4 separate regions of the Mus musculus genome follow, and all the other regions are linked to region 4. A link is a loop called in an ENCODE intact Hi-C map of the cell type or tissue named here. Cell type or tissue: left cerebral cortex. All regions are shown on one strand.

Region 1 (8,000 bases), 400 kb after region 4:
AGAAGACAAAATTTTGGGGGCAAGATGTCAGTTCTCAGGGTGGGATTAAAGCATTCCTCTGCCTCAGCCTCAAATGTCTGAGGTTGCAGGTGTGTGCCAGCACGTCCAACTTTAGCATTTTTCATGTAAAGGTTGTAGGAGTGGTGTCTGCCAGGAGGTCCTCCTCCCAGATTTGTAGGAGGATCACAGGCATTTCTCTTCCATAGGGGGTCAGACCAACCTTCGCATTCCTCAGGGCACTGTGGGCCAAGTCATGCTGGATGACAGGGCTTACCTTGTCCGCTGGGAGTACTCTTACAGCAGCTGGACCCTCTTCACCTGCGAGATTGAAATGCTGCTCCACGTTGTCTCCACAGCAGGTAAGGAGGGCTCTGCAGAGCAAGCACTAGGCAGAGAGGGTGTGCTTGCAGGATTGGGAGCAAACACCCAACTTGAAGGTGAAGTTGGAAGCCATCCAGCTTGGGGTCTGAGAAGTCACAGGCTGTATTCCCCACAGATGTGATCCAGCATTGCCAGCGGGTCAAGCCCATCATTGATTTGGTTCATAAGGTCATCAGCACAGACTTGTCCATAGCAGACTGCCTGCTGCCCATCACATCCCGCATCTACATGCTGTTGCAGCGGTGAGTCTTTGTGGTTGGGAGCTTGCAGCAGTGACTGTTGCTTCCCAGGAGCCTGCCCTGAGCTCTGTGGGAGGCCTTTACCAGTGGTTCTCTAGCCAAGGGCTCTCCCGTTCCTCAGAGCACTGTGGTGAGCACTGGAAAGTCTTGTTCCTTATTCCCTGGGCACAGCGCTTTGCTCTCTATCCAGGCTGACGACGGTGATCTCCCCTCCTGTAAACGTCATTGCTTCTTGTGTCAACTGCTTAACTGTCTTGGCTGCTCGAAACCCAGCAAAGGTGAGGTGACAAGTCTCTGTAGCAGCTCAGTAGCATCACATTCGGTGTAATCACCTGGGAGGACGTGCACACCAAAAGCCTTCTTCTTCCTTCTTAGGTCTGGACTGATCTTCGTCACACAGGTTTTTTGCCATTCGTGGCCCACCCTGTCTCCAACATGACTCAGATGATTAGGTGAGCCAGGCCCTGAGTGGGTAGACCTTACTCCTTGCTATGACCCATTCCTGGTCTTGTCCAGCCTGCCTTTATTCATTTTAAAGAACCTTCAGTCTTCATGGACTTGAGGGTTGGGGAGGATGAGATGGAGAAGGGGCACAGAGCTGCTCTCCTTGACACACTGCTGCTTCACAGGGGTTAATTCTGGTTTGAAGATAGGGCTTCACCATGTAGCTCTGGCTGGCCTGGAACTTGCTATGTAGACCAGGCTAGTCTTGAATTCATAGAAATCTGCCTGCCTCTGCTTCTGAGTCCTGGATGGTTCACAGTTTTAAACTTTTCAGAGGTAGAATGGGACTTTTCTCATGTAGCTCAGCTACAGTAGCTGTGTGGGCATTCATGTTTCCGCTGAGTGAGTCCAGGGGTGTTTGATCCAGAGACTTGGTGTCCTATTCTCAAGCACAGACAGTGTGCTGCTTCTCCAATCAGGGTACGTGAGCCAGGCCAGGACTGAAACCCAGGCCCCGTCTTACTGCCTGAGCATGCTCATTTCACTCTGCTTCCGTGGCAGGAGTTTCCCTGGTGACTCATGGGATTGTCACGCTAGCCCTCCTGGAGTTTCCATCAGTAAAGCATAAGCCTACCTTTTCTTCCCTGGCTATAAAACTGCCTACATTTGATTCTTCCCTTTGAAGAGCTTTGGTGTCTGTGCTGACGAAAATGCTGTAGTCTATCTTCAAACCTTGAACATTGCTCACGGTTTTATCCCTCTGCCTCTGTCTGTCCCTAGTGCGGAGGGAATGAATGCTGGAGGGTATGGCAGCCTTCTGATGAACAGTGAGCAGCCCCAGGGCGAATATGGGGTCACCATTGCCTTTCTGCGCCTGGTCACCACGCTTGTCAAGGTACCATCTGATGAGACATTTCTGGAGCAGCTCCCCTGTTACCTGCTCCTGTAGTCACTTTCTTCGGGACATCCTTTGCAGGACATCTGTTCTGAAGTCATGGCATATTAGCTTCTGTGTGTTGAGAGTCTGGCCAGTATGTTCCTTAGTGCTAGCTTAATTGTGGGAGTTTGTTTAGTAGTCAGAAGGCTTGTGGTGAGAGCTGAGAACTCTGGCTCCTGCGTGTTAAGTTATGAAACTGTCATCCACGTGTACTTCATGCCTTCTCCTATCGTGTGCCTGTGCATGCTTCATGGATCTGGCTTTGTGGTTGTCATACAGGCTATGCGCACTGTATGTCGTGCCCCAGTATGTGTCTGCATGTACCCTCCATGGTCTGGTTTCAGGTTGTAGTATTTACCTCATAGAAGGTACTGTGACCCTGCTTGCTCAATTTTCTCATCTTTCTTAAGCAGATTGTAGCTATGAGCTGGTAATACTAGATCAGGACTCTGGAAAACTAGTGTATAGTTAAGAACAAGAATTTTGGAATTGGAGTGAAGTAGGGTGGAACTTGGAATTTATTACTGGCTACTTGGATTTTTTTGACCCTGGGCAGTTGAGTTTCTGAGAGCATCTATGGCATGAAGTAGGTCTCACTGACGGAGTTTAGAGCCTCACACACAGGAGTTCCACAGCCAGCGTGGGGTTCCAGGACCAATCCTGGCTTCTCAGGAGCCCAACACAAAAGAGCAGGTTTAAGGTCTTCTTGGGCTATTGAGTAAGGTCAGGCCTGGAGACTGGAGTTCAGTGGTAGTACTTTCTTCTATGGCTGAGGACCGGATTTAATGGAACTATTACTGTACACACACACTCAGCACCTTGCACATATCCTTCCTGTAGAAATAAGGGAGGGCTTAGAGAGAAATTGTGTGCTGAGTCAAAGTGAGAGTCCAGTTTAAGATACAGACATTGGAAATAATCAGCACTATTAAAAGAGAGAGTTTGGGTGCCGGGCGTGGTGGCGCACGCCTTTAATCCCAGCACTCGGGAGGCAGAGGCAGAGGCAGGCAGATTTCTGAGTTCGAGGCTAGCCTGGTCTACAAAGTGAGTTCCAGGACAGCCAGGGGTATACAGAGAAACCCTGTCTCGGAAAACCGAGAGAGAGAGAGAGAGAGAGAGAGAGAGAGAGAGAGAGTGAGTGAGTGTGTGTGAGAGTGTGAGTGAGTGAGTTTGGGGCATCAGTCCTCTCTGCTCCCATGCTCCATAATAATGGGACTTCAGGTTTGGGTGACAGTCACTGACGGTGAGTGACTTTCCTTGTTGTTGACAGTCCTATATCTGGTGATTAGGGAACCACTGTCCTGTCAGATTAACTGTCCTCCTGCTCCTCCATGTCAACACCTTTGGTGATATTGTCACATTGCCTTCTTAGTTGTTTCTCTGTCTATCGAATGGTTGGGTTGAAGTAGGAATTTCTGATGTCTGCTTCTGTTCTTGGTCAAGGTGTTCCTGGTTCTCCTTTGGATCTGTCTACGCTTTTGAGGTTAAATCTTGAGTAATAAAGGATGCCTCCTTACATGGCCAAGGCCCTCACAGAATGCTCTCCCACAGGGGCAGCTTGGTAGTACCCAGAGCCAAGGCCTGGTGCCTTGTGTGATGTTCGTGTTGAAGGAGATGCTTCCCAGCTACCACAAATGGCGCTACAACTCTCATGGCGTGCGAGAGCTGATAGGTAATGACAGCGTGGGCTGAACACCCCAGAATTTCTGCTCTCTGAAGATCTTTCCCTCTCTTTTTTGAGGCAGGTCATTAACACAAGGCTGCATTGTCCATCACATGTCTTTTTTGGAGTCTAGGTTGCCTAATTCTGGAGCTGATTCATGCAATACTGAACCTGTGCCAAGAGACAGAGCTGCATAGCAGGTGATGGGGGGTTGTGGGGCTCAGCAGGGAAAACATGTATTGGTTGCTTCTAGTCCCCTTGTTTCTTCCCACCATGTCACCTTAGTTGAATCCTGTCTTAGCTAGAATTTCTACTGCTGTGATAAAAGACCATGTTCAGAGCCACGTGGTGAAGAAAATGTTCACATTATAGTCTATCACTGAGGAGAGTCAGGCTAGGAACCTGGAGGCAGGAGCTGAAGAAACACTGGTTACTGGCTTGCTCAAAATCGTATATACCCCAGTACCACCTGCCCGGGCATGACACAACCCACAACAGGCTGGGCCCTCCTATATTAATCACTGACTAAATAAGACATAACCCATGGGCCAGTCTGCTGGGGCATTTTCTCAGTTGAAGTCCCCTCTTCTCAAAGGACTAGCCTTTGTCAAGTTGACAAAAATTAACTAACATAAACCCAAAACTTACAATTTCCTGGCCACTGGCTTGGTTGTCATTCTTCCCTATGGACAGAAAGGACAGATGAAGGTGCATGTACACACAAACACACACGCGTAATCATTCGTTATGATAATTATAAAAAAAATGCTGCCTGTCCATCAGAAAGTCTGGTGTGAGAGACACCTTTAGCAAGTCAGTACAGGTTCTAGACCTTTCTACTCCATGAACTCCCTTGCTCTGTTACTTGATTTTGTGCCCTCCCTTGTTTTTATATTTCTGTATATTACATGAATAGGTTAATCCTGAATTATTTAAGTAATTATTCATCCATTAATTGATGGTATTTAGATAACTGTCAGGGTGGTCTTTAGGACCAAGTCTGAGAAAAGTGTTCAGAATATCTTCCTTCCACAGACAGTTGGCAAGGCGAATGGGGCTGCTCCTTCTGGTTAAGAGCTCCTAGTGACTGAGAACCCTCTCTGTTTCCAGCCACACACCCAGCCTGCCTTCCCTCTGCATCTGCAGCCTGGCTTATACCGAAGCTGGACAGACCGTCATTAGCATCATGGGAATTGGTGTAGACACCATAGACATGGTGATGGCTGCTCAGCCCCGCAGGTAGGGCCTCCTTTGTGCCCATCCCGTTGACCTTCAGACCCCATCTTAGCTTAACTTGTAGTTGCTTTGTTTGTTTTTCCATCTTTTTAAAATTAAAATATAATTACATCATTTTCCTCCTTCCCTTTCCTCCCTTCATCTCCTTCCACACCATCCCCTTGTACTCCTTCAAATTGATGTGTAGTTAAATACACACATGCCTACACACATACACATGCCCAGTATGTGTGCATAAATCTATAAACACAACCAGCTCTGTACATTTGGTGTACCTTCTGTACATATGGTTTCAGGGCCGAGCCATTGGTGTTAGTTAATAAATCCGAGCTCTGGGTTCTGGGCTCTTGGCTCTCAGCACTCCTTATTCACCTGCAGTTCTTTGTTTAAGCCTGGAGCCACAGTGAGCTTTCCCCATTCCTCTCTAGCATGACTGTTGGTATTATGTTCCTTCAGGTCTTGTTTAGGCAGCCGTGTTGATAGAGTATCATGGGTGAAGCTTCATTTTTTTAAAAGACTATCTTATAACAGCTTTCCTGGTCCTTGCAGTTGCTTTTTAAAAATAACTTTGTGGCCAGGTGGTGGTGGCAGGCCTTTAATCCCAGCACTTGGGAGGCAGAGGCAGGTGGATTTCTGAGTTCGAGGCCAGCCTGGTCTACAGAGTGAGTTCCAGGACAGCCAGGGCTACACAGAGAAACCCTGTCTCTAAACACAAAAACAAAAAACTCCTTGTATTTCCTAGCTAGTGGCTGCTGCATAGCTTCCTTCCTTTCCTAGTCTGAATTGGGCTTCTACTGTAGTCGGCTCGTGAGAGCACATCCTGACTGAGACCATCTTATTGGAACTAACTGTGATCTCCATTTGGCACCTAGTGATGGGCCAGAAGGCCAAGGCCAGGGCCAACTGCTGATCAAGACAGTGAAGCTGGCGTTCTCTGTCACCAACAATGTTATTCGGCTGAAACCTCCTTCTAATGTGGTTTCACCCCTGGAACAGGCTCTCACACAACATGGTATGTGTTTTTCTTCCTCGGCTACGTTTCTGCCCATAAAAACATAGTTAACGCCCTCTGCTTGGACATCAGAAATCATTCTCAGCTCATTTCTTTAGGCTTGGTAACAAGGGACTGCATCATAGTTTATTCTGGACTCCTGCTGATGACATAGTAATACTTAAGGATGGAGACTGGGGTCATATTTCTTTGGTTCAGATTTAGGTTTTGCTCAGCTGTATGAGAACCTCAGGCATATTTAAGCTTTGTCTCAGATTTCTCATCCAGAATGGCACAGAAGTAAATTGCTGTATCCATGGGAGACTGAGGCAGGAGGATAAGCTCAGCTAGGGCTGCCTAACAAGTAGAGTGCTAGGCCATGCAAATGACTACAGTGTAGGAAGCTCCTTCCCTGTAGGGTGGGGAGGACGGCTCACACAGTCCCTCAAGGATGATGGCGGTGCTGACAGCAGTTACAAATGGGTGATTGATTGACTGCACAGAGGAGAGGGCCTGGCTCATGCCCACAGTCGCCCCTCTGCTCTCCAGAGGCAGAAGGGCCAGGGCCACCTGCTAGTCAAGACAGTGAAGACAGTGAAGCTGGCATTCTCTGTCACCAGTCCCTGACGGTCTGGTCTGTATAGCAAAATCTTTCAAAGACAAACAACCCTGAAAAAACAAGCACAAAAAGTCCTTCAAATCACATTGGCTCATATCAGTGTGACTCTAAGCTCGTTAATCTTTGGCTCACTTTCATTATGAGTAATGTTTTATATCATGTCTAAAAGCATTTATTTTTTTTCTTTTTTAATATTTTTAATTAGGTATTTTCCTCATTTACATTTCCAATGCTATCCCAAAAATCCCCCATACTCTCCCCCCCCCAAAAGCATTTATAACTTTAATTTTTTTCATTTGCTATGCTGGGGTCTGAACCCAGGGCCTTATTCGAGTTAGTAGGCGCTCCACTATTAAGTCACTGCTCTAGTACCAGTTATGCACAGGCTGGCCTTAAATTGATTATGTAGCCACGATGTCCTGGAATGCCCCCTCCCCTATACCCCTCCCCTGCCCCTTTGTTTCAATTTGTTACATTTGTTATATTTGTGTTCATGATGTCTGGGTGTCAGCTCTTTCTTTCCACTATGAGGGTTCTGGGAGTTGAGCTATGGTCATCAGGTTTAGCAGCAAGCACCCACTGGGCCATCTCAGTGACCCTTGCCCTTCAATTTTGGTTCCTCCTTTCTTCACCTTCCAAGTGCTGAGGTTACAAGTATGTGCTACTGTGTCTGCCCAGAGGGGTTTGTGTTTTCTGAAAGTGCATGTGTGTGTGTGGGGGGGGTGCGCGTGCATACTTGCATGTGAATGTGGAAGTCAGACTGTGGGGCTTGGCTCTCTCCCACCACCATGGAGGACTGACTCTGTCGTCAGACTTGGCAAGGAGCCTTCCCCACTGAACCTCATTGCCTTCCTGCTTAAGGGTTCAAGGCTTAAAGGTTCTTCTTTTCCTTTTTTAAAAATTTCAGTACAGTGCCTTTTGTAACCTCCTTATTAAAGAGTATTTCTTTTAAAATATATCTTTGTATTAATGCATTGTATTGAACTGTTTATCCCCAAATCCTAGTTATCTCTTTGCTACTGAGAATAGGACTGAACTGGCCACCTCTACTTAATCAGCCCCAGTGGCTGGTGTTTTGAAAGAACTGTAATGGGTCCCTGGATCTGTTTCCTTTGCTTCAGGTGCCCACGGGAACAACCTCATTGCTGTCCTAGCCAAGTACATCTACCACAGACATGACCCAGCCTTGCCACGTCTGGCCATCCAGCTGCTGAAACGCTTGGCCACGGTAGGATCCATGGTGCTGGCTCGAGCCGTGAGGATAAGCTTCCCGCTGCTCTCCAGCTTGTGTGTTCGTGCTGCAGTGCAGGTGTCCACTGAGTCTTGAAATCTGGGATCCCCAAACTAGAGGTGCAGGAGGTTGTAAGCTGCCTGATGTACAGGCTAGGGATCAAACGCACTTCCTGTAAGAGCAGGACCTGCTCTTATCTTCAAGTCGGCTCTCCTACTCCATTTTCTTTTTAGATTTACTTATGTTTATGTATCTGCGT
Region 2 (8,000 bases), 75 kb after region 4:
AGTTTAGGGTTTTCATGTTACTCTAAATTCATGGCTGTCCTGGGGTGCATACAGCCCATGAGCCACAGGTTGGACATACCTGTAAATCTGTAGGTAAACATAATCAGCCACCTGGGCCCAGTAGTAAGTGTGTGTCACAGGGCAAGCCTGGACAGAGAGATTAGGGTGTTGGGTGTTTTTGCATGGCTTCATAGCACATGCCTTTAATCCCACACTTGGGAAGCAAACACAGGTAAATCTCTGCGTTCTAGACCAGCCTGGACTATAGAGCTATTTCCAGGACAGTCAGGGCTACACAGGGAAACCCTGTCTTGAAGAGAGATTGATTAAGAGAAATATTGAGAGAGAGATTGAAAGATTAGGATGTGTTCTCCATAGTCCAGGCTCTGTGCTCACAGTGACAACTCCTGCCTTCCTTTCTAGGCCCTTGATGAATTTGCAACCAAACTCATCCAAAATAACCACTACGCAATGGAAGATGTAGCGACTCGACGAGATGCTGTGAGTTCCCTGGGCATGTCGTGCTCCTTTCTAAGATGCTTGATGCAGCTCAGTCAGGCCAGTCACCTTTTGGGGAGTATAATGTAGAGTCATGTAATCTATCTTACAGCTCCTGAGCCGCCGCAATGCCCTTCATGAGCGAGCCATGCATCGCCGGGCACAGCTGGCTGATTCCTTCCATCTGCAGCAGTTCTTCCGTGATTCTGATGAGCTCAAAAGTTGGGTCAACGAGAAGATGAAAACGGCCACCGATGAAGCTTATAAAGTAATAAAATCAGAGTTTCCTTTAGTAGTTGTGTAGTAAGCTAAACCTTGCAAAAACTACTTGGAGCTAAAAAAACAAAACCAAAAAACACAAAGAAGGTCACACAAACCACACTAGTTAGCGTAAATCTTCTGTTTTATGAGTGTGAAGTAGCTATATATATTCTCCAGTTCAGGCACAACCCTCTTCTTTTTTTGATTCGCAGGATCCATCCAACCTGCAAGGGAAAGTCCAAAAGCATCAGGCTTTTGAGGCTGAGCTTTCAGCAAACCAGAGCCGGATTGATGCCCTTGAGAAAGCTGGGCAGAAGCTAATAGATGTCAACCACTATGCCAAGGAAGAAGTAGCAGCTCGTATGAATGAGGTCATCAGTTTGTGGAAGAAACTTCTAGAGGCCACAGAACTGAAAGGTGGGAGAAAATAGATGATAGAAAAGTGGTTGGTGATAGGAATGTTTGGGAAACTAAACACTCCTCTCTGGCTTAGCATGGTAGGACCACACACAACCCAGGAAAGGTAGGGTGATAACTTTGTTGTTAAGAGTTATTGCTTGAGCCAGACGATGGTGGCCCATGCCTTTAATCCCAGCACTCGGGAGACAGAGGCATAGACAGGTGGATTTCTGAGTTCGAGGCCAGCCTGGTCTACAGAGTGAGTTCCAGGACAGCCAGGGCTACACAGAGAAACCCTGTCTCGGGGAAAAAAAAAAAAAAAGAAAAGTTATTGCTTGGAGCTGGAGCGATGGCTTAGCGGCTAAGAGCACTGACTGCTCTTCCAGAGGTCCTGAGTTCAGTACCCAGCAACCACATGGTGGCTCATAACCATTTGTAATGGGCATCTGATGTTGTCTTCTGGGAAGATAGCAACAGTATACTCACATACATGAAATAAATAAGTAAATCTTAAAAAAAAAAAAAAAAGAGGCTGGTCCTCAAAAAAAAAACCAAAAAGAGTTACTGTTTTATGAGGGTTACTTGGCTTGGGTTCTTAGTAGTTTGATCATTTGGAAAGTATGATTAAAAGCAGTGCTTGGGTAGACACTCAGAGCCTTCCTACCTAAAATCACAGTTTGGCAGCTGGGCAGTGGTGTCGCACGCCTTTGATCCCAGTGCTCAGGAGGCAAAGGCAGGCAGACCTCTGATTTCCAAGGTCTATAGAGTGAGTTCCAGAAGAGCCAGAGAAACACTGTTTGGAAAAACAAACAAAAAAATCACAGTTTAACTGTGAGCCAGAGATGTATCTCATGGAAGTATAGATGCTTACCAAACAGCCTTCATTTCAGTCTGTAGAATGTAGAGCAGAGGGTATTCTAGAGGTTTTCCTTCACTGGTTAGCAAAACTGGACACTGACTTAAGCTCTGACCGCAATCTTTCACTGGGGTACCGTGGCTCGTGGTCAGGGCTATCCCAACAGAAATGTGGTTACACTTTACTGAACAGGAATAAAGCTCCGAGAAGCCAACCAGCAGCAACAATTTAATCGAAATGTTGAAGACATTGAATTGTGGCTGTATGAAGTAGAAGGTCATTTGGCTTCAGATGATTATGGTAAAGACCTCACTAATGTCCAGAACCTCCAGAAGAAGCATGCTCTGCTAGAGGCGGATGTTGCTGCTCACCAGGTAGTGCTGTGTGGGAATGGGGACCTAGAGAGGGGCAGGGCAGTGCTGTGTGGGAATGGGGGCCTAGGGAGGGGCAGGGCAGTGCTGTGTGGGAATGGGGGCCTAGAGAGGGGCCAGGGCAGTGCTGTGTGGGAAGTGGGGACCTAGGGAGGGGCAGGGCAGTGCTGTGTGGGAGAAATATGCATGTTGAACTTTCCAAGGGGATACTATTGGGGGAAGATGAACTATGAGGCTCTCTTACAGAGCGCTGTGCTCAGTGTTTTTTCTCAGAGCTCTCTGGGAGCCTAAAGTGAGGGGGCCCTAGCAGGACAAATATTCTGAGAGTAGGACTCCCACTGTTACATTTTCTTTGTGTTTGAGGAATCCTCATCCCCAAGTAACAGGCTGGAGAGGTGCAGAACAGAGTCTCTGGAGTCTCTCAAACCTTACCCTCCTGTTTCCAGGATCGAATTGATGGCATCACAATTCAGGCCCGCCAGTTCCAAGATGCTGGCCATTTTGATGCCGAAAATATTAAGAAGAAGCAAGAGGCCCTTGTGGCTCGCTATGAGGCTCTTAAGGAACCCATGGTGGCCCGGAAACAGAAGCTGGCAGATTCTCTTCGTCTGCAGCAGCTCTTCCGGGATGTGGAGGACGAAGAAACCTGGATTCGAGAAAAGGAGCCTATTGCTGCATCCACTAACAGAGGTTAGTGTATCTGCCCCAAGCAGATCCATGCCATTACCACATCCTATACATAAAGGAGATGTATCTGAGGAAGTGAAGTGGAAGTTTAGATCCCTATACTGTGGCAGTGGTGGGAGCCCATTACTGACAGTTCAATGGGAGAATGGATTCTGCTTTTAGGCAAAGATCTTATTGGAGTCCAGAATCTGCTAAAGAAACACCAAGCTTTGCAAGCAGAGATTGCTGGGCATGAACCTCGAATCAAAGCAGTGACACAAAAGGGAAATGCCATGGTGGAGGAAGGTGAGTGTGGTCAGTGACTGGACCTGCTTTTACTCTTTATGTCTTTACTCTGTCCCCTGTTGGCATAGAGTGCATGGACCTGAGCCCCGTTAATGAGGCCAGGGCTGAGTCTCCTTCTTGTGCTGTCATATGACTCTGGCCTGGCCTCACCTGAGTGTCACTGTCACTGTTCTCCACATCATCCTTCCAGGCCATTTTGCTGCAGAGGATGTGAAGGCCAAACTGAGTGAGCTCAACCAGAAGTGGGAGGCTCTGAAAGCCAAAGCCTCCCAGCGGAGGCAGGATCTAGAGGACTCGCTGCAGGCCCAGCAGTACTTTGCCGATGCCAATGAGGCTGAGTCCTGGATGCGGGAGAAGGAGCCCATTGTGGGCAGTACGGACTATGGGAAGGATGAAGACTCTGCTGAGGTAGCTCAAACCTGGGCATCACATGGACTTGGGAATTGGCCCCAGCCTCAGAGTAGGAAGCAAGGTAGTGGAGAAGGTATTGCAGAAAGGATAAAGTATACTGCAGCTGCTTTGTAAAGTGTCAGCAATCTTACTTTTTATTTTGGAAGTTCAGAATCAAGAAGAGCCTGTCACCTACTTTCAACTGTTAACATTTGCTGTTGTCTCATTATTCTTAGTCACATGCATGCAGACATGTGACTCATATCTGGTTCATGTAGTCGTCAGACCTACTTCTTAACAATCTTGTCAAAACCAGAATGAGAGCTAGGGTCTCTGCTCAGTGGTAAAGCACTAGTTGCTTGTATACAGTTGTGGATTCCATTCCCAGTACCAAAAACCTCCCTAGGTGAGTTGAGCCTTCACATGAACAGGATTTTCCCCAAGAATGGGAGAACCAAAAACACTGGAGGTCCTGTTAGTAAGCAGTGACAAAGTAGCCCTATAAAAAGGCATTCTCAAGTACACTGAGTCTGCTCTGTGTGTGTCTATGTTATTCAGATACATTGTAATTAGGTAAAAATGGTAAAGAGGAGATTGTAACTAGGCAGTATTTCTTCTCTGAAATTAGAAAGCAGGAAGAATTGGGATGGTAAGATGGCTAAGTGGGCAAGGGCACTTGGGCCAAGCCTCTTGACCTCAGTTTAATACCCAGACCCATATGTCTGCAAATTGTCCTCTGACCTCCATGCTTTTCCATGGTGTATGCACACACACAAAGAAGTAACTGTAGGCCAACATGCATGGAGAAAACTTGACAAGGTCCTTACCCCTCTAGATAAAATGCTGTAAGTGATCAGTAGCTGCGGAGAGAAGGAGATCCGCTTCCACCACAGCTACAGGACGTTCCCATGGAGGGCAGTCAGTCCTGGACACAAATACTATGGACAATAATAAACATACTCAGTAGAGTTTGTGTATGTGTAACGCTGTATGGACTGTTATGTGTAAAACAATAGTAATTGGAGAGAAGTTGCTCATGAGTATGGGAGCAGCTGGAGGGGTAGGGCGAAGATGTTTGAGCTCAAAAAATGTTTTAAAAGTACATTATATAAAATATTATAAGTAATTTTACAAAATACAGAGTATACAGGACAGCAAGCAGTCATCTCCTGATGACAGGGCCTTGAGGAAAGACACAGCTCTGTGTGCTTGGTTTCAGGCTCTACTCAAGAAGCATGAAGCTTTGATGTCCGATCTCAGCGCCTATGGCAGCAGCATCCAGGCTCTGCGAGAACAGGCCCAGTCATGCCGGGTATGGGTGCTCCTGGGGTTCTAAAGTACTGAGGGCAGGGCACGTATGTGCTGAGGAAACTGAGGGTAGGCAACACTCTTTGGATTTGGGTTTGTTTCTTTGTGTCTCACAGTGTAAATGAGGCTGGCCACCTCCCTCTACTTAGTTCAAGCACTGGAATGCTGGGATTAAAGTTGCATGCCATCTTAGGTGCTATGGGCAACATTCTTCTCAGGCACATTAAATTGTTTCTGTTTGACTAAATCCCCTCCTTTTGATATTCTAATAACGGGTTCTCACTTTGTAGTCCAAGCAGGTCTCAAACTAATTAACTTTCTTTTGGCTTCTCAAGTGCTTGATTTATAAGCATGAGCCACTATACCTGAATTATTGAATGACATATTTGCTCAACAGCTTAAACAAATACTTTCTTTTTTGTAGCTTCACTAAAGAGCTCTCAAGCAGTTGGGTGTAGTAGTGCAAGCATCTAATTCCAGCAGCAGACATTTAATTCCAGCACTCATTTAATTCCTCAGGAAGCAGAGACGGATGGATCCCAAGGCCAGCCTGGTGTATATAGTTCCAACTACTGAAACAGGATTGGCTCTTTACAAAGTTCTTTTTAAGCTCTTGGGCCATAGCTGGCTGGTGACGAAACACACTTTCAGTCCCAGCACTTGGGAGACAGAAGCAGGAAGATCTCTGTGAGTTCCAGGCTACAGAGCAAGTTCCAGGGCAGCCAGGCTACACAGAGAAACCCTGTCTTTAAAAATCAAAAGAAAGAGAAAAAAAGGACCCTTATAAGTGTGTATTTGGTAACACCTGTCGAAAGTTGGACTGTTGTATGCTTGAGTGACACATGGCATTTAATCATTTTGTCTTTCCTTTGGATCATTAGCAACAAGTGGCCCCCATGGATGATGAGACTGGGAAGGAGCTAGTCTTGGCTCTCTATGACTATCAAGAGAAGAGTCCTCGTGAGGTCACCATGAAGAAAGGGGATATCCTCACCTTGCTCAACAGCACAAACAAGGCAAGGCACAGGGTGGCCAGGGTTTCGTGCATCAGCCCCAGGGAATGTACTCTACTGGATATCCTTGGGAAGATGGGAAGACATAAGGAGGTTACTTTATCCAGAGCTACATATGACTGGGAAGTACTAGATCAGTTCTACTTAGTCTGATGTATACGAGTAGTGCCAAGAGTCACCAGCAGGATCATGAAAATCAAGTGTCTCTGGCAAGCACACTCCCTTCTGAGCCATGCATTGTCTCCTCTATAACTTGTACTATTGGTAGTTGTTGTTTGTGGTGCTGGCTGTGGAAGACGGAGCCTCATGTGTGCTGGACAAGGTACTATACCCTGGGTGTACATCCAAACACACACTTGTAGCATACACACGGAGACACAAAATTTAAAAATTAAAAAAACAAAAAACAAAGGAGCAGGGCGTGGTGTTGCATGCCTTTAATCCCAGGACTTGGGAGGCAAAGGCAGGCGGATTTCTGAGTTCGAGGCCAGCCTGGACTACAAAGTGAGTTCCAGGATAGCCAGGACTACACAGAGAAACCCTGTCTCGAAAAACCAAAAAAAAAAAAAAAAAAAAAAAAAAAAGTAGTCCAGTGTGAGGTCTCTCTTTCTTGGGAAAAGTCTCAGCTCTCAGTCCTCTTCTTTTTTCTTTTGTAGGATTGGTGGAAAGTGGAAGTGAATGACCGGCAGGGTTTCGTGCCAGCTGCATATGTGAAGAAGCTGGACCCCGCCCAGTCAGCCTCGAGGGAGAACCTCCTAGAAGAGCAGGGCAGCATTGCTCTGCGGCAGGGGCAAATTGACAACCAGTAAGGGCTCAGATACTCAGCACCGGCTAGACAGCACCTAGGGCTTAATGCAGTCCTCAAGCAGATCAGTCAGTGTCTTGGGGTCTCTGGAGCCCTACGTCTTCTTTTCTATTTCCCTTAAGTCTCCTAACCCACCAGCCTCCATTTTAGAGCTCGGATTCTTGACTAGTACCTTAATCTCACTTGGTTTTTTTTCTGTGTTTCTGAGCTGCTTTTTCTAAAGCACATTTTGCTACTTGGTACAGTGTTAGCCTTTGTCTTGTTGACAAAATTCTTTTTGGGTTGGATTTTCAGATATCTTACCCCTTGGCTCTGCCTCCCTTTGGACAGCTGCCTGGGAGCTGCTCTCTCTTCCTTTGCACTCAGAGAAAGGAATTTACTTTTTAAGCTGGTTTTCTTCATATCATATAGACAATTCCCATATTGCCCTATGTCTGTCCTATAGTGTGTACCTTACTCTGCTGATGAAATCAACAGCTTTGGGCATCTGGGGAATACAGGAAGTATATATCTAAGTCCAGTAGGGCTTAGAATAAGAGAGCTTTTCTGACATTAATGATCTTGAAATGACAAGAGCCATTTGTACACTTGTAGACTCTTTTACTTGAACTGCATAAACAAGGAGACGCTGGGGTTTATGTTATTATCCCAGACCTGGATCATAAATGTAAGAGCACAGAAGTTGATGGAGCTAGTGTTGCTGAGCTGGCAATTAGAGTCAGCACTGTCCTTTGGGTCTGTTTTGTCCCCTGGCCTGCTCTGTGCAGTAAGTGTGTGCAGTACAGGGAATGCAGCCTTACATGAAGCAGAGTTGTCAGGAACATGAAGGTAAACTAACCCTCTCATTTAATTTTCCTGCTGTTTCTCCAGTGATTTCGTTCATGGCCTGGGCTGCTTCTAAGAGCTTTTGAAGGATTCCTATGTTTTTCCCATTTCAAGCATCCGCCATCATGGCACCAGTTGGAGCTGCTGCTTTTTATTCCCATAGATTAATCCCACTAATGTGTGCATGCTTTTGCTGTACCCCCTCTGTGCAGGACACGCATAACTAAGGAGGCCGGCAGTGTATCTCTGCGTATGAAACAGGTGGAAGAACTGTGAGTAGGCTGAGAACCTGGCTGAGCTCC
Region 3 (8,000 bases), 93 kb after region 4:
AAAAAAGCTCACACCAACTAAGATTTTCATACCAGTTACAAAACAGAAACATTATATTGGGCTGGCTACATGGCTTCCTGGTTAAGAGCACAGATTTACTACTCTTGGAGAGGAATTGATTTCAACTCCCAGCATCCTCAAGTGGTTCACAAGTACATGTAACTCTAGCTCCCGGGGTGCTTATGTCTCTCTCTGCTGCGGGCCCCCACACTCAGCGTTTACATGTGCATGAACACATACCTGTAATGAGAAATAATTTTTTTAAGAAAAAGTATATTCTGTCATACATCCAATGAATACTTTCAATGAATGTTGTGAAAATGTGTATATGAAGAACTATTTTTAAAAATGGGCCATATGTGGTAGCACATCTTTATTCCTGCAAGTACTGAAAAAGCAGAGACATGTAGAGTAGACATATGTCTGGAGGTTGAGGCTAGCCTGGCCTACATAGCCAGCTCCAGGCCAGCCAAGGCTACATAGTGAGACCATGTCTCAAAACAATAACAAGAAACCTCGAAATAGCAGCTTGGTGTAACACTCCTATAATCTCAGCATATGGGAAGCTGAGGCAGAAAGATGGAGTTTAAGTCTGGGCTATGTGACAAAACTGTTTCCAAAGAAACAAAAAAGGAAAGTTTACAACCCAGGGTTAGAGCACTGTTGAGTGTGCTGCAGACCCTGGGGTCATCACACGGTCACAAACAGCGAGCGCTTAAATCCTTGGGTGAAGCCGGGTGTGGTGGCCCACGCCTTTAATCCCAGCACTCGGGAGGCAGAGGCAGGTGGGTTTCTGAGTTCAAGGCCAGCCTGGAACAGAGCAAGTTCCAGGACAGCCAGGGCTACACAGAGAAACCCTGTCTAAGAAGAAAAAAGGGGCGGGGGGTCCTCAAATCAGTTCTGTATTATGGAATGATGACACAGCTGGAGCTCCCTGGTACAGTACTTGCCTAACATGAAACTTGGGTTCAGACCACAGCCCTTCAAAACATAATAATGGAATAGAAAAAGTTTAAGTTGTTTATGAGTATTTGTGTGCAGGTTTCTAAGTATACATAGCATGTGTGTGCAGTTCCCTCAGAAACCAGAAGATAAGTAAGTGATCCTGTAGGAGTAGAGTAGAATTATAAGGAGCCACATGGTTGCTGGGGATAAAACCCAGGTCCTCTGCAAGAGCGGCAAGTGCTCTTAATGGCTAAGACATCATTCCAGCCCCCCAGATTTGTTCTATTTTGTATTTTGAAATGGGGGTCTTTCTGGATAGTCCTGCCTACCCTGGAAGTGGCTATTTGAAACAGGCCTTGAACTCACAGACACAAAGATCTGCTTGCCCCTGTTGGGATTAAAGGCATGTGCCACCATACCCAGCCTCCCTTCCCCTTCCCCCAAAAAAATATTTTTTGTAAGATGTATTTATTATATATGAGTACACTGTCATTGTTTCACTATCTTCAGACACACCAGAAGAGGGCATTGAATTCCATTACAGATGGTTGTGAGCCACCATGTGGTTGCAGAAATTGAACTCAGGACCTCTGGAAGAGCAGTCAATGCTCTTAACCACTGAGCCATCTCTCCAGCCCCCACCCCCAAAATATTTTTAGGGCAAAATATTATGTTTTGATAACATAATTCACTAAAACAAGGAACAAAATAGATAGCTGTAACTTGAAAACCATTTTGTTGAAAACAGGGCAGTGATCATTTTATGATTCTAATTTGTTAGACATCTGCTGGTGTCCCTACACTTGCACACCTCAGTATGACCTTAAGTCCTCTTGAATTAAACCCTACTCTAGTAATGATGATAATCAAGCTGGCTTCTAAAGTGTCGATGTGTTCCGATCCTGCTACCAGTTAGTTTCGTCACTCAAAGTGTAACTATCTCCTCTGAAAACTATCAGGCTGACAGGCTTTCTTCAGCCCACCCTGACCTCTTTGCCTGTTGCCTTTAGGAAGAAAAGATAGCTGCCCTGCAGGCCTTTGCCGACCAGCTCATTGCCGTTGACCACTATGCCAAGGGAGACATTGCAAACCGACGCAATGAGGTCCTTGACCGGTAGGTGTCCTGCGATGGTGACAGTCCCCAGCTCTGAGAGGATGAATGTCCACATGTGAGAAGCCATACCTATTCCAGCTTCTTCTCTTATTGGAAAGAACACTCATATTTGGTCTTCACACTCAGGTGGCGCCGCCTAAAAGCCCAGATGATTGAAAAAAGGTCAAAACTTGGAGAATCTCAAACACTTCAGCAGTTCAGCCGGGATGTGGATGAGATTGAAGCCTGGATCAGTGAGAAGTTACAGACAGCCAGTGATGAGTCATACAAGGACCCCACCAACATCCAGGTAAGGGGCTCCTAGGACACTTGTTCTGAAGTGCCTTGTCACTGAGTAGAGCTGTTAAATGGGACTCTTTAAGGGAGTACACCTATAAAACTGTGTGTTCCATGATAAAGCTTAGAAAAAGTCCACTGGGTCAGTAGAGCCATTTGAAAGCTGCTCCCTTGCTAGACTTTGTCGAAGCTATAACCTGTCTAATGGAGCTGCCCCTGTGCTGTTCCCATGCGCCGATCTTCCTGGGGAAGTATGATGGCAGAGTGAGGCTCTAGTAGCTGAGACATGTTCATATCAGTTACTGAATTCTTCTTTCCATCTGTTTTTGTAGCTTTCCAAGCTGTTGGTAAGTTTTTCACACTTTTAAGAGTTCTAGATATTTGAGCTCTGGGATTTATGTTCTACTCTGTAGAGTACTGTTACTGTGGTTACATCTGGTCCACTGGTGTCTGTTCATCCGTCATCAGTCTAATCCCCAGTCACTCCATCCAAGTGTCCCTGTGGGGTGTGGCTTTCTCTGTTGTAATTAGCATGTAGTACCTATCTCCTCCTCCCTGTTTCATCATCCAGGCAAGTTTTGTACAACCGTGTTTGATTTGGGGGGCAGTAGTTGACCATTTCCTTTCAAGGGGCACTCTTGAAAATAGAATATTTTCCCGGGCTCGGGGTGTCAAGTGGCCTGGGCAGGGCAGGCTAGCTTGGGGTAAATCCAGTGCATACTCTGGCTCGTGTCCAGCGGTGCTGGCCCAGAGAACTGGAATAGCAAGATGTGCTTCCAGATCTAAGCAGACATCACTCATAAAAAGAAAGATACATCTTTTGCCACGTGACTTAAAAGGCCCAGAACTGGGAAGGGAAAATAAAGCTGTAGAAGAGAATAAATGGGTTTGGACTGGCGGTGATGAGAGCAGGCACCAGAGACGGCACTGTCAGGATGTGTGGGTGAGAGCTCTTGAGGCCTCATGCTGGGGCCGCAGCCAGGATCCCTCCCTGAAACATTCGCTGCCTCTCAAATGAAACATTGAGTGCAGAATCTTGGCCAACTAAACCGTTTTGTTTTATTTCTCTTAGTTTTCTTTCTCCAGTAACATTATACCTGAGACTGTTTCTCACTTGTCCTCTGATTTTCCCAAAATGATGTTACAGCTGCTGTATCCTCACAGTCATCTCTCCTAAGTGTTTCATGCAGTAGCCTTGTTTCTTAACAAATCCTTAGGGAAAGCCTCCAGCTTTCTCTACCTGGCAAAAGTAACATTCAGACTGGGTTTTAGCAGCCTCATGTTTTGATAATGACAGCTACCAAATTGTCATCAACAGAGGAACCGCTGCAGCCTTCTGTAGGTGATAGAACAGCCCATATATGTTACCAGTCAGGGGTTCTGTCCAGGAAGGCTAAAGACATGGGTTGACATTGGTACACAGTTAGATGCAGAGCTGAAATTGGCCCCTCTATCTCATACCAAGCGTAAAAAAAACACAAAATTTTGAGGCTTTGCTCCCAGCCTGCTAGTGAGCTGTTCAGAGCTGGCTTTTACCCTACTGCACCTGACTAGTTCATTTCCCTTTCTGGCCTAAACCTACCTCTGCTGGGCATCTATGGACCTCAGACCCCAGCACCACACAAGCTGTGGTGGCTTTCTGTCCACGCCAATGCTTGCCTTATTCCTTACCCACCCTGTACTTCCTCCCTCCTGAGCGTATCTTTTGTCTTAAGAACAAACCTGGTAAAAACTGCCTCTGAACAGTGGTTTGGTATTTTCAGAGCAAGCACCAGAAGCACCAAGCCTTTGAGGCAGAACTGCACGCCAATGCTGACCGAATCCGTGGAGTTATCGACATGGGCAACTCCCTCATTGAGCGTGGGGCCTGTGCTGGCAGTGAGGATGCTGTCAAGGTATGGTTCAGGGGCCATACTAACTTCAGAAAGAATGATAGCACTCTACCTTCCACTGCACTACACCTGATACTACCTGAGACCTACAGTCTCTGGAATTCAAAAACACAGTTCCTCTGATTGTTTCCACATCCTCTTGTCTCTGATTTGGGTCTTAGGAATGGGCCCTACAGAGATTTTCCTATCCCAAGTTTCTCCCCATCTCTTCTTAAGGCCCGCCTGGCTGCCCTTGCAGACCAGTGGCAGTTCCTGGTGCAGAAATCAGCTGAGAAGAGCCAGAAGCTAAAAGAGGCAAATAAGCAGCAGAACTTCAACACTGGAATCAAAGACTTTGACTTCTGGCTCTCTGAGGTAACGTGAGGTGGTTCTTGCTCCCCACAATCAGGGAATTTCTAGGCATTTGGGTACTGAATGGTTTGGTCAGCCAGCCCAAATTATAAAAGGGGGAAACTGCTTCAGAGTCTTGAACAGAAGTCCTCATGGTAAGATAGGTTCAGATTGCTGCTAGGAATTGCTAAAACAGTGAGTAAAGAGGTTGGGAGCGGAAACTGATTTTAGAAGGTGCTGGATAATAGCCTTCTTCCCAAGGAAGTACATAGAGGAAGAGATTGGGCAGGAGAGGTAGGCAGTTCCAGGAGACTGCACCAATAGAACAAAAAGGGCAGAGAGGAAGGGAGCCAGAGACAAGGCATATGTAGGAAACTGGCAAGCAGGGCTCTAAAGTGGGTGATTTTAGAGACCACCACTGTGAACACTTTAGAATCTCTAGTCTGTATATATCACCTGAATTGTTTTAAATTTGCATTTTATATGATTGAGTTCACAATGTCATTTTTCATTAGTATATATGGAGAAGTGTTATCCCATGTCACTAAAATTCTCCCCAAATATTTGTGTATGAGAGAGTCCAAAGAATCTTAGCATGATTTAAGCATTCCCATCTGGCTGCCTCTAAGGGGTTCCTAGAGTGCAGGCCTCAGTGAGCATCTTAGTACACTGCTCATCTGTGTTATTGGTACTAGGAGCTTTGTCGCTGTAGGTTGCTGTGCTCTTTGCCCCGACATTCAAGAGAAGGCTTGGCTATATATACCTCCATCCCTACCCCTTCCCATTTAGACCTAGCTTAGTGTACAGAACAGAGGGGGACTCCTTGGGGCACACCTTTAACCCCAGAAAAAGAACTGACCAAACAGTGAAGGTGGTAGTGACCCACGCCTTTAATCCCAGCACTCGGGAGGCAAAGACAAGTGGATCTCTTGAGTTAGAGTCTGGTTTACAGAGCAAGTTCTGGGACAGCCAGGACTACACAGAGAAACCCTGTCTCGGAAACAAAAAAACAAAACAAAATAAAAAAATTGAAGAATGAAAAATTATGTCATGACTGAAAAATTCTGGAGCAGCACCAGGCCACCCTGAGTTTTCCAGAACACTGCATGCATCTGGTAATAACCATTCCCTTTTGTGTTACCAACTGCAGGTGGAGGCTCTCCTGGCATCGGAAGATTATGGCAAAGACCTGGCTTCTGTGAACAACTTGCTGAAAAAGCATCAGCTGCTAGAGGCAGACATCTCGGCCCACGAGGTCAGTGGAGTGGCAGATGGGAAGGGAGGGTAATTAGAAAGAACCCCAAGAGTATCCCAGGGTCTTCAAGAGAGCTATAGTTAAAGGAAGCAGAGTGGTGCCTGGCTCTGTCCAAGGCTGCCATTTGTGACTAGACTGGGTTCTTGATTGTTCTCAGCCTAGGTTTACACAAATCTTATCTATAAGTACTAGCCATCGTGAAAATGTAGGGGGGGGGGGGTGCGCCTAGAGATGTCATACAGTAAAGTGCTGGAATTGAACGTGTACACAGTCACATCTAGCTCCTTATTTTGAAGCAGGCGCTCAGTGTGTAGCTTTGTCTAGCCTCAGACTTGAAGAATTTTCTGCCTCTGCATCCCAGATGCTGAGATTCCAGCATCTATATCACATCCCTGGCTAAATATTCAAGGATTAGTTCTATAGTATAAACAGCAAGAGAAACCCTGTCTCAAAAGGAAAAACAGGGCTGGAGAGATGGCTCAGTAGCACTGACTGCTCTTCTGAAGGTCCTGAGTTCAAATCCCAGTAACCACATGGTGGCTCACAACCACCCATAATGAGATCTGATGCCCTCTTCTGGTGCATCTGAAGTAAGCTACAGTGTACTTATGTATAATAATAAATTATTCGTTTGTTTGTTTATTTGTTTGTTTGTTTTTTGAGACAAGGTTTCTCTGTGTAGCCCTGGCTGTCCTGGAACTCACTCTGTAGACCAGGCTGGCCTTGAACTCAGAACGTTCGCCACCACGCCTGGCTAAATAAATCTTGTTGTTTTTTTTTTTTTTTTTTTTTAAATAAATCTTTAAAAAAAAAAAATGGGATTTTTACTGTAGCCACAGCACCACCACATTCTACATCTCACACCTTGCCCATCAGTGCTCATGTCCGTGATGACAGGTACTAAGTTTTATTGTCAGTATGAGAGCAGTTTGCTCTTACAGAGCTAGAATGGTACATACTGCACACCCTGATTTATTAGGCTGCACGGCCCAGTCAGGAATTAATGGGTGCTATTTCCAGGACCTGGTTCCTAAGCCCTCTCTTGTGTCCTTGCCCTAGGATCGTCTGAAGGACCTGAACAGCCAGGCTGACAGCCTGATGACTAGCAGTGCCTTCGACACCTCCCAAGTGAAAGAGAAGCGGGACACCATCAATGGACGCTTCCAGAAGATCAAGAGCATGGCCACCTCCCGAAGAGCGAAACTGAGCGAGTCCCACCGCCTGCACCAGTTCTTCCGGGACATGGACGACGAGGAGTCCTGGATCAAGTGCGTGCTGGGCTCTGCACTTACATTCTCATTGTCTTCTCATGGGGCTGCCTGGAGAGCCGGGGGTCACAGGGAAGTGTGACGTGAGGGTACAGGATCATCCTGTGTGCTTTAACCATCATGTCACAGGAAGCCCTACCTTTTGCATCCCGAGGAAAGTTTTGATTTTTTTTTTTTTTTGAGTCAGGATCTCTATGTAGTCTGAGGGATCACTATGTAAACTAGCCTCTCCCTCCCAAATGCTTGCATTTAAAGGCATGTACAACCACTCCCGGCTTTTTTTTTTTTTTTTTCTCCCCATACCCTTAAAATTTAACCTTTTTCTATAGAGCAAGTTCCAGGGCATCCAAAGCTACACAGAGAAATCTTACCTTCAAGAACAAAAACAAAAATTCGGACATTTTATTTATTTCTTTTCAAATAATATGGCATATAAACAAGCCATTTCTTTTTATTGGCTTCCTTTTTTTTTGTTTGTTTTTGTTTTAAGGTTTGTTTGTTTTAGAGTTATCTCATGTAATCCAGGCTAGCCTCAATTTCATTGTGTAGCTCAATATTACCTTGAAACCCTAGGACTCTTGCTTCTACCTCATGAGTCTGTGACTATAGGTATGAACTACTATGTCTGACCTAAGCTATCCACTTTAAAAGAAAATCTCCTCCGTTAAAACCTTTTTTAAAAATTAAATGAGTTGGGGATGGAAAGATGGCTCTGGGTTGGATTCTCATCACACACCTGGAGGCTCACAGCCATCCATAACTCTAGTTCCAGAAGATTCAGCCCCTCTTCTGACCTCTGGGCACCAAGAATGTATGTGCATACATGAACGCAAAGCATTCATACATACAAAATAGATGAATCTTAGAAAACACCTTCTAACTTAAAAAAATACAGTACATGTGACCATCTTTTTTGTTTG
Region 4 (8,000 bases):
TTGCACAGAATCGAGGCTGAGGCTGAGAATGACTCTGCAGACCCAGCTGCTTACTGCTGTCTGAGTACTGGGTGTGGTGGAAGAAATTATGACATGGAAAAGTATACAAATCCTTAAATTTTTATAATAGTGAACAAATTTTCAGTCACTTTGAAAGTTACGAGGACCCCGTATCCCACCCCTGAGGAAGCAGCTGCTGACTGTGCCATCACAGGTCCATCGATGTGGCATGGGTGTCATTGATACTTCTAGAGGCCATGCAGTGATGGGTGGCACAGTGTGTACAGTGTACTCCTCAGTGCTGTAGGTGGGCGCTGTGAGCTGGCTCCTCTAGCCTTTGTTCTCCTGGTACTGGGCATTTGCCTCCTTCCTCTGGTGCTGTGGACATGGCTGGGTGCACAGAGGTGGTTGTACTCGGAACAGAATTGCCAGGTCATCCTAGTTCAACCATAGCAGATGTTAGCAAGTGCAAAGGAGTTGTACACATTGTTTCCACCCGGGACACTCAGGGTCAGCGCATGCTATTGCCAGTCTTTGGTCCTTTTACTGCTTTGGTGGTACAGTATCTTTGCTGTACTGCATTTTCAGACACATTGAAAATAACTTCTGGCTGGAGAGATGGCTCAGTGGTTAAGAGCATTGACTCAGAGGTCCTGAGTTCAAATCCCAGCAACCATCTGTAACAAGACCTGATTCCCTCTCCTGGTGTCTGATGACAGCTACAGTGCACTTACATAGAATAAATAAATCTTTAAATAAAACAAAAAAAGAAAGAAAAGAAATGAACTTCCAAGGAGACAAGAGAAATACAAGCTGAAGGCTAGCATGGGAAAGCTACATATATATATATTTATTAGTTATGTATGTATATAAATATGTGTATACACAGAGAGAGAGAGAGAGAAAGAATTTCAGGTGAATTTAGGATACACAGAGATGACCCCATCTCAAACAATATTAACAACCTCGGAATCCAATACTTAGGGATTATAGCCTGGTGTATCTGTGTTCAGTTTACACTGTGCCATTGAAAGTATGGTTAGAAATATATCCCCTTAAGTGGTCAGATATATTCATAGGAAAAATTTAAAACATCACAGAAAGCCAGGCGTGGTGGCACACGTCTTTAATCCCAACACTCGGGAGGTAGAGACAGGTGGATTTCTGAGTTCGAGGCCAGCCTGGTCTACAGAGTGAGTTCCAGGACAGCCAGGGATACACAGAGAAACTCTGTCTCGAAAAACCAAAAAAAAAAAAAAAAAAAACAAAACAAAACAAAACAAAAAACAAAAAAATCACAGAAGCTAGGGGAGTCTCTCAGGAGTAGGGAAGCACTTGACATGTGCTAAGGTACCAGACATAGGTCTCTTGTCATAGTGAGTGTTGGTGACAGCCAAGCGCACTGACTCCACCCAGCTGACGCTCCTAAGCTTCCTTTCTCTGTCTGTGGTGCTGCTCCCCATCTCTCTCTCTCTCTCTCCCTCCCTCCCTCCCTCCCTCCCTCCCTCTCTCCCCCTTTCTCTGTGATGCTGAGGTCGGAGGCCAGGGCCTTGTGCATGCTAGGCCAGCACTGTACCATGAGTCTGAGCTCCAACCCTTTCTTCTCTCTAGGCCAGTGTCTTAAGCCTTCTCTCTTCTCCTTCCCTCTCTACCTCTGCCCTCCTTTTTCTTATTTATTAGCCTCAGACTTGCAACATTGAGAGCTGGGACTGAACATGAGCCACCACTCGCACTGTCTGTGTGTGTGTGTGTTTGCACACATTTATGTGCACACATACGTGTGTGTTCATCTTCTCCTGTTCCCTACTTATCTATATTGCAAATCCATTTATGTAGCAGGTACCTATCTTGAGAGGTGATGGAATTTAATATCTTGAAAATACGTTTACAACATATTGTTAATTTTAAAAAGTATCTTAACTGTTTTGAAAGCATCGTATAATTTGTTTATTCCTGAAGCAAGTTAGAGAAGAATAGCTCTGTGGCCAACTCTTAAGGCTTGGTCATGTGATCCATGGGTTTGATATTCATTTTCTTTCTAGCATGCTAGGCAAGTGCATTACCACATGGCTGCACCAAGCTGTCTTTTTCCTTTAGAGACTGTATATTGCCTTTGGAATGAGAAATTTGTCATTAACTCTGTCCACATTTGGGGGTCATATTTGGAGACTTACTCACTGATGAATATATTCTGTATGTGTGTGTGTGTATAAAATTTATGTATATATGTATATAACATATGTATGTATGCATGCATGTATGTATGTTCTTTGCTGGCTCCTAGAAGTACACTGAGGGTCAGGAGGCCCTGATCTTGAGCCTTCATCTACGTTGCTCACAAGCCCTCCCTTCTTTAGGCTAGCTTTGCCCCTATGGAGGACAAGCTCAACCAGGCTCACTTGGAGGTTCAGCAGCTGAAGGCGTCAGTGAAGAACTACGAGGGGATGATAGACAACTACAAGAGCCAGGTAGACGCCATGGGCAGCCTGGTCCCCTGCTCGTTGGCTCACAGCTAGGTCTTTCGAGGATAAGATGGGAAGGGGGGGTTCTGCCAAGAGCATCCACTGTGGTTTTGTTGTTCCCTAGGTGATGAAAACAAGATTGGAGGCTGATGAAGTGGCTGCACAGCTAGAGCGCTGCGACAAAGAGAACAAGATGCTTAAAGACGAGATGAACAAAGAGATCGAGGCGGTACTGTCCCCTTCTGTGCTCTCCTCACTGCCTGGACCCTTTTCCTGCCTGATTTGGCTCACAAGAGCAATTGATTTCTCTCTGACTCCCACCCCACCCAATTTTTCTTTGTTTGTTGTCCCCTCCCTGGCTCTTTCTCTATACTGTCTTTCTAGTTCCATTTTCCCCTTGTGGTTTGAAAAAAAAATTTAAAAAGCCCCTTTGGCCAGGTGGACTCAGATCTACATGGTGGGCAGGCAGGCAGTTGGATGCCCATTTTTTTCTGCCTGAACTCTGTTTTTGTAGCATCTATAAATGTGCCTAGCATCCCCTCTGGAAGGATTTTTCTCTTCAGAGCTGTTGGCTGGTTGGGGTGTAGTAATTGTCTTAATGATTCCCTTGAGCCGTCTGAGTTGGGCTCAGCCAGCAGTTACTGGAGCAGCTCACTTCTGCCTCTGGTCCCAGCCTTAAAGCTTAAGGATGCAGCAGGGCCAGCTATTTCTAATCCTCCCTGATCTTTGTATCATCATGGCTGCCTTCCTAGGGGCTTTGGAGTCATCTCAGCCTGTAATCCTGCCTTTTAAACCAGACTTTGAGCCTCGTACCCTTATTGTCCTTTGTGGGTTTGTTTTTTGTTTTTTAATTGTCCCTTTTTAATTTAATTTAATTTAATTTAATTTTTTTAAAAAAAGACTTTATTTTATATGTGAGTATACTGCTGTCTTCAGCCACACACCAGAAGAGAGAATCTGATCCCATTACAGATGGCTGTGAGCCACCATGTGGTTGCTGGGATTTGAACTCAGGACCTCTGGAAGAGCAGTCAGTGCTCTAACCACTGGGCCATCTCTCCAGCTCCTAAATTGTCCTTTTTTCTTATTGTTCAAATAAAGTGACTGCAGAGAGCCCTCAGGATGGTGCTGAAATGTGGTGTCACCACTGATATTTTCTGACTAAATGAATGGCTACTGCAAGTGTCCCAGGGTGTAGGCTCAGTGTGCCCTGCCAAGATCAGCCTGCTCTGCCTCCGGGGGAGCAGCCCGACTCCTGCCAGTGGGACTGGGTCAGCCATGCTGTGTTCTCAGTTGGGATCTTACCAATGCTGGGCTTCTTTTCCTGCCTCAGGCCCGTCGGCAGTTCCAGTCACAGCTGGCTGACCTACAACAGCTGCCTGACATCCTCAAGATCACGGAGGCCAAGCTGGCTGAGTGCCAAGACCAGCTGCAGGGCTACGAGAGGAAGAACATCGACCTCACAGCCATCATTTCAGACCTGCGCAGCCGGGTAAGGGACTGGCAGAAGGGATCCCACGAACTGGCCCGAGCAGGGGCCCGCTTACCGAGATGAGCTGCACGCCCCCCAAGGGAGGACCACTTCCTTTTTCTTGGCTGCCGATTTCTGAAAGGAGTGAGCTATCATCAGTGCTGTGAAATAAAAGTCTGGTGTGCCAAACCCTGCGTGTTGCACAAAGTGATTATAGCTTATAGACTCGCCACTGCCCTGCTATGGCCGGCCACGCTCTGCCTGCTTCTGCCTTGCATATCCTGCCGCCGTCCTCCGACCTACAGCCACAGAGAGGACACGCAGAAGATCTGTGGCACCCACCGCTTGTCCACTGTTCCATTTTTCTCAAGCTTTAACTGCCTCTCCTTGTTTTCCACAGATCTACTTACCTAGGATTCTCTTCTGAGAGAAGCAAGCAGCCCCTTTGTCCAGAAGCTGTCTGTCTCTCAGTTTCTGGAACCGTACCCTGCACTGTTCAAGACATGACACAGAACTCACTTAAATCTGACATCGGCGGTCTCTTATCTTTTCTCTTTAAAGTCTTTCTTTTGTTTGCTTTTGTTTTTTTGAAACAGGCTGCTTTGAAATTACTGTGTAGCCAAGAATGATCTTAAACTCTTAATCCTGCCTCTACCCCCAAAAGTGCTGGAGTCTCCTGACGTGTCAGCTTCTGAGCACCCACGCTGCCCCATGGGCTCTTCCTTCAGTAACACCCTGAGACCTAGAAGGGAAGGAAACAAGAGTCCCTATGTCACAGAGATGCTCAGTATTCACAGGGATTTGAATCCATGGCTTTCAGACTGTTGAATGTTCTTGGGGTCTCTTGAGCTCTCGCATAATGCAGGATTGGTAAAGCTTGGGGTTTGTTGTACAATGTGCTGCTAACGCCCCATGTCTACTACAGTCCCCGTGGGGCTTCTGCAGCCCTCTTGTCATCGGGAACCAGCATCTAACCTGTGTTCTCCCATTGTGAGGGGGTGGAGCGGGTCTGTCCCATCCCTGTTCTCTTATCTCTTCCAGGTTGTTGGTTGAATATGGGACACCTGCTGAGGGCAGTCTGCCTCTTTCCTGGGTGTGGATGCTGTCACAGGAGAACGGGGAATCCCTTCATTCCTCAACCTTACTGGAAATGCCCTCATAAACCAGACTGCGTTCCTGTCATTTTAGATCGAACATCAGGGGGACAAGCTGGAGATGGCGAGAGAGAAACATCAGGCTTCCCAGAAGGAAAATAAACAGCTGAGTCAGAAGGTGGATGAACTTGAGAGGTTAGAGGCACTTGGTCCCATGTCTGTCCTCTTCCTAGGACCTGAGACTTTCTGCCACTTAGCTGCTTTGTGCTTAGTGTGCTGAAGTATTGGAAGGACTCAAGGTCCTGGAAGGTACTAGGCAGAACTCAGAGGAAGAGCTGCTTGTGTTTCAGTGGTAAGCCTTGTGGACGAGAGGAAGGGGGGTCTCAGCCGGGAGAAATGCTGTGGGGCCATATGATCCAAGGACAGTCTTCTGGCAGGCGCCTTGTGGACGAGAGGAAGGGGGGTCTCAGCCGGGAGAGATGCTGTGGGACCATACGATCCAAGGACAGTCTTCTGGCAGGCGCCATTATCTCAAGAAGACCATCAGGCCTGCTTTGAGTGAAGCAGCCAGAGCACCCGCGTGCTGCTGACCAGCATTTCTGTGACCTCCCTGATCTTCCTACAGACTGTTAGAGACAGGCGTGGGTGAGGCTCACAGCACTTGTTGGCATCAGAAGCCCTGGCTTCAGGTCCGGTTGAGAGACTTAACCTCCCTTGTGACCTTGGGTAGATGCTTTAACTCTGCTGGACCTGGTTCCAGGTGTGAGGAAGGACGAACGTAGGAGTAGTGTGCCGCCTGAGACACAGCAGTCCTCAGTGAGAGGGTCTCATAAAGGGCTCTCCTGCCTCACTCACAAGCTGGTTGTATATGGTTGCCAGCTGGTACTATTAGTCCTAATTAGTGACTTTTTTTTTTTAAGGATATACTTTATTTTTGAATTGTCTCTATTTGTGAGTGTCTGGGAGTATGTATAGATGCCCACAGAGGCTCAGAGCCTCTGCAGCTGCAGTTATAGGCAGTTGTGAACTGCCTGATGTGAGTCCTGGGACCTGAAGTTGGTTCGTCCTTTGCAAGAGCAGTGTGTGCTCTTAACCATCAGGCCATCTCTCTAGCTCTTATCTTTTTTAACCCTATTTTTATTTATTTATTCCTATATATTTGTACCCAGCATAGTAACTGCATAAGTGTAGGTATTAGTGGACAACTTGTGGGAGTCAGTTCTCTTCTTTCACAATGTGGGTCCTGTGGATTGAACTCTGGCCATGGTGCTTTTCAGCGAGCACTTTTACCCACTGAACCATAGTTTGCCTGTCCCATAGTTTGCCTCTTTGAATCAGAGTGTAAGTTTGTGGCCTGCAACTCCACTTGCCTCAGCCACCTGAGTTCTGAGGTCATAGGCGTGGATGACCCAAATGTTATCTGTAAGGAAACCAAGCTCAGGCAATGATCATAACACCAAGCTCAGGCAATGATTATAACTTGCCCAGATGCACACAGCTGGTTCCTACAAATGATGTTCCTTAAGCTGGGAACTCTTCTTCCAGAACCATGGTGGCATCTGCAAGCAGGGGACTAGGATCCCAGAGTGGTAGCACACTACTAGTCCCAGTACTTGGGAGGCTAAGGCAGGAAGATTGCTGCCAGCTAGAGACCAGCTTGGGCTGTGTTATAAAACCCAGTCTTGGGAGAGATGGCTCAGCAGTTAAGGGCACTGACTGCTCTTTCAGAGGTTCTGAGTTCAATTCCCAGCAACCACATGGTGGCTCACAACCATCTGTAATGAGATCTAATGCTCTCTTCTCATATGTCTGAAGACAGCTACAGTATACTCATACATAAATTTTTAAAAGAAAAAGTCGGAGGGCTAAGGGTCTTAGGGTCTTAATTGCCTTAAAGGTCAGGGTAGCCTACAGTGGGTCAGAACCAGACGGCCTCTGCTATGCCAAACTGACCCACAAACATAGCTAGGTCCAACAGGACCTGCAATGAGTGTTCTTTAAAGATGATGGTGTTCTGGAGGGACAGGAGAGATGCTGTGTAAAGTAGGGTAGCCACAGCTGTCCTGTGTCTGTCACATAAGGTACTGTGGCTCAGCTGAAGTCTCTTTGCTGAGCTGGGCTTTGGTGACAGACCTGTCAGCTCTGCTGCCCTCAGTCCTGTGTCTCCTGTTTCCTTCAGGCTTCACTTCCTTATTCCCAGAATGGGTTGGTGACAGCAGGCCTTCTGTGAGCTGCAGGTTGCTGTTCTCTGTGTGACACTAAGAAAGGGCCACCATGTGCACTCAGTTGCACATGCAGTCCTTTCCGCTCTCCCCACTGTCCTGTGACCCGCTGTTGCAGATGCACAGTCCAGCAGCCACCTTGCTGATTTGAAAATGCTTTCCGTGAAGATTGCTCAAGTGACAAGATTCCCAATTCAGGGGAGGCAGAAGCCCCCTGGCAGTGGATCAAGGCAGGCAGGTCATTGCAGGGTCTAATGGAGTGCTCTCACCTAGGAAACTGGAGGCTACCAGCGCCCAGAATGTCGAGTTCCTACAGGTGATTGCCAAGAGGGAGGAGGCAATCCACCAGGCTCAGCTGCGGTTGGAGGAGAAAACGAGGGAGTGTGGGTCATTGGCGAGGCAGTTGGAGAGTGCCATTGAAGATGCCAGGCGACAGGTCAGTCATTGTACTCCTAGTTTGCTTTGTGTTCTAACCCTTTCTTGGCCTACGCTCCCATCTGAAGAATGGGAACAGTAGAGCATCTTCTTCCTGAATGTGCTGTGAGGATGAAATGGGTGTCTGTTGTAGAGGATTGGCCGTTTGTGCTATTGCTCATGGACATTGCTCTCTCTTGAGATTCTGGAAAGTTTTTTCACATTATAGGAATGCTGGAAAAGGTCGGGCAAAAAGGAGGATGGTAAGCTTCCCTCAGAGCTAGAGAGATGAGTAACAGCACTAGTTGCTCTTCTTGAGGACCCAGGTTCAATTCCC

What was found. Hi-C counts contacts between places; a loop is a spot of excess contacts. Peaks named below come from ENCODE experiments on the same cell type or tissue, not always from the same donor. Only the 100,000 strongest peaks of a DNase experiment are listed, where the experiment ranks them.
Region 1: it touches region 4 in a loop (2.3-fold over the local background); 3 of 42 quality-filtered maps call a loop at or near these places.
Region 2: it touches region 4 in a loop (1.8-fold over the local background); 2 of 42 quality-filtered maps call a loop at or near these places.
Region 3: a loop joins it to region 4, with 2.3 times the contacts of the local background. A loop is called at or near these places in 3 of 42 quality-filtered maps.

The regions. Positions count from the first base shown.
Region 1 is chr2:30,321,676-30,329,675 of GRCm38, forward strand. Nup188 (nucleoporin 188) reads left to right here. Exons shown (of 44, transcript NM_198304.3): 16 at 207-359; 17 at 497-623; 18 at 811-898; 19 at 996-1,072; 20 at 1,845-1,959; 21 at 3,553-3,673; 22 at 3,798-3,864; 23 at 4,775-4,903; 24 at 5,773-5,912; 25 at 7,632-7,738. Among named protein-coding and RNA genes, the nearest start is that of Gm39780, 27 kb to the left of the region's middle. In left cerebral cortex, no CTCF peak of the experiment used is centred here; no DNase peak of the experiment used is centred here.
Region 2 is chr2:29,993,190-30,001,189 of GRCm38, forward strand. It overlaps Sptan1 (spectrin alpha, non-erythrocytic 1), which reads left to right. Exons shown (of 57, transcript NM_001177667.1): 13 at 424-501; 14 at 611-766; 15 at 972-1,176; 16 at 2,207-2,388; 17 at 2,832-3,075; 18 at 3,235-3,357; 19 at 3,548-3,765; 20 at 4,967-5,059; 21 at 5,937-6,071; 22 at 6,725-6,873; 23 at 7,911-7,970. Mir6997 (microRNA 6997) reads left to right here and starts at 2,761; the gene lies at 2,761-2,831. In left cerebral cortex, no CTCF peak of the experiment used is centred here; a DNase peak (open chromatin) is centred at 7,991.
Region 3 is chr2:30,011,491-30,019,490 of GRCm38, forward strand. Sptan1 (spectrin alpha, non-erythrocytic 1) reads left to right here. Exons shown (of 57, transcript NM_001177667.1): 35 at 1,956-2,059; 36 at 2,186-2,348; 37 at 2,668-2,682; 38 at 4,099-4,230; 39 at 4,444-4,581; 40 at 5,708-5,812; 41 at 6,872-7,080. Among named protein-coding and RNA genes, the nearest start is that of Mir6997, 20 kb to the left of the region's middle. In left cerebral cortex, no CTCF peak of the experiment used is centred here; a DNase peak (open chromatin) is centred at 3,213.
Region 4 is chr2:29,918,418-29,926,417 of GRCm38, forward strand. It overlaps Odf2 (outer dense fiber of sperm tails 2), which reads left to right. Exons shown (of 21, transcript NM_001369060.1): 15 at 2,358-2,468; 16 at 2,587-2,691; 17 at 3,796-3,954; 18 at 5,122-5,222; 19 at 7,523-7,685. Among named protein-coding and RNA genes, the nearest start is that of Gle1, 13 kb to the right of the region's middle. In left cerebral cortex, no CTCF peak of the experiment used is centred here; a DNase peak (open chromatin) is centred at 3,785.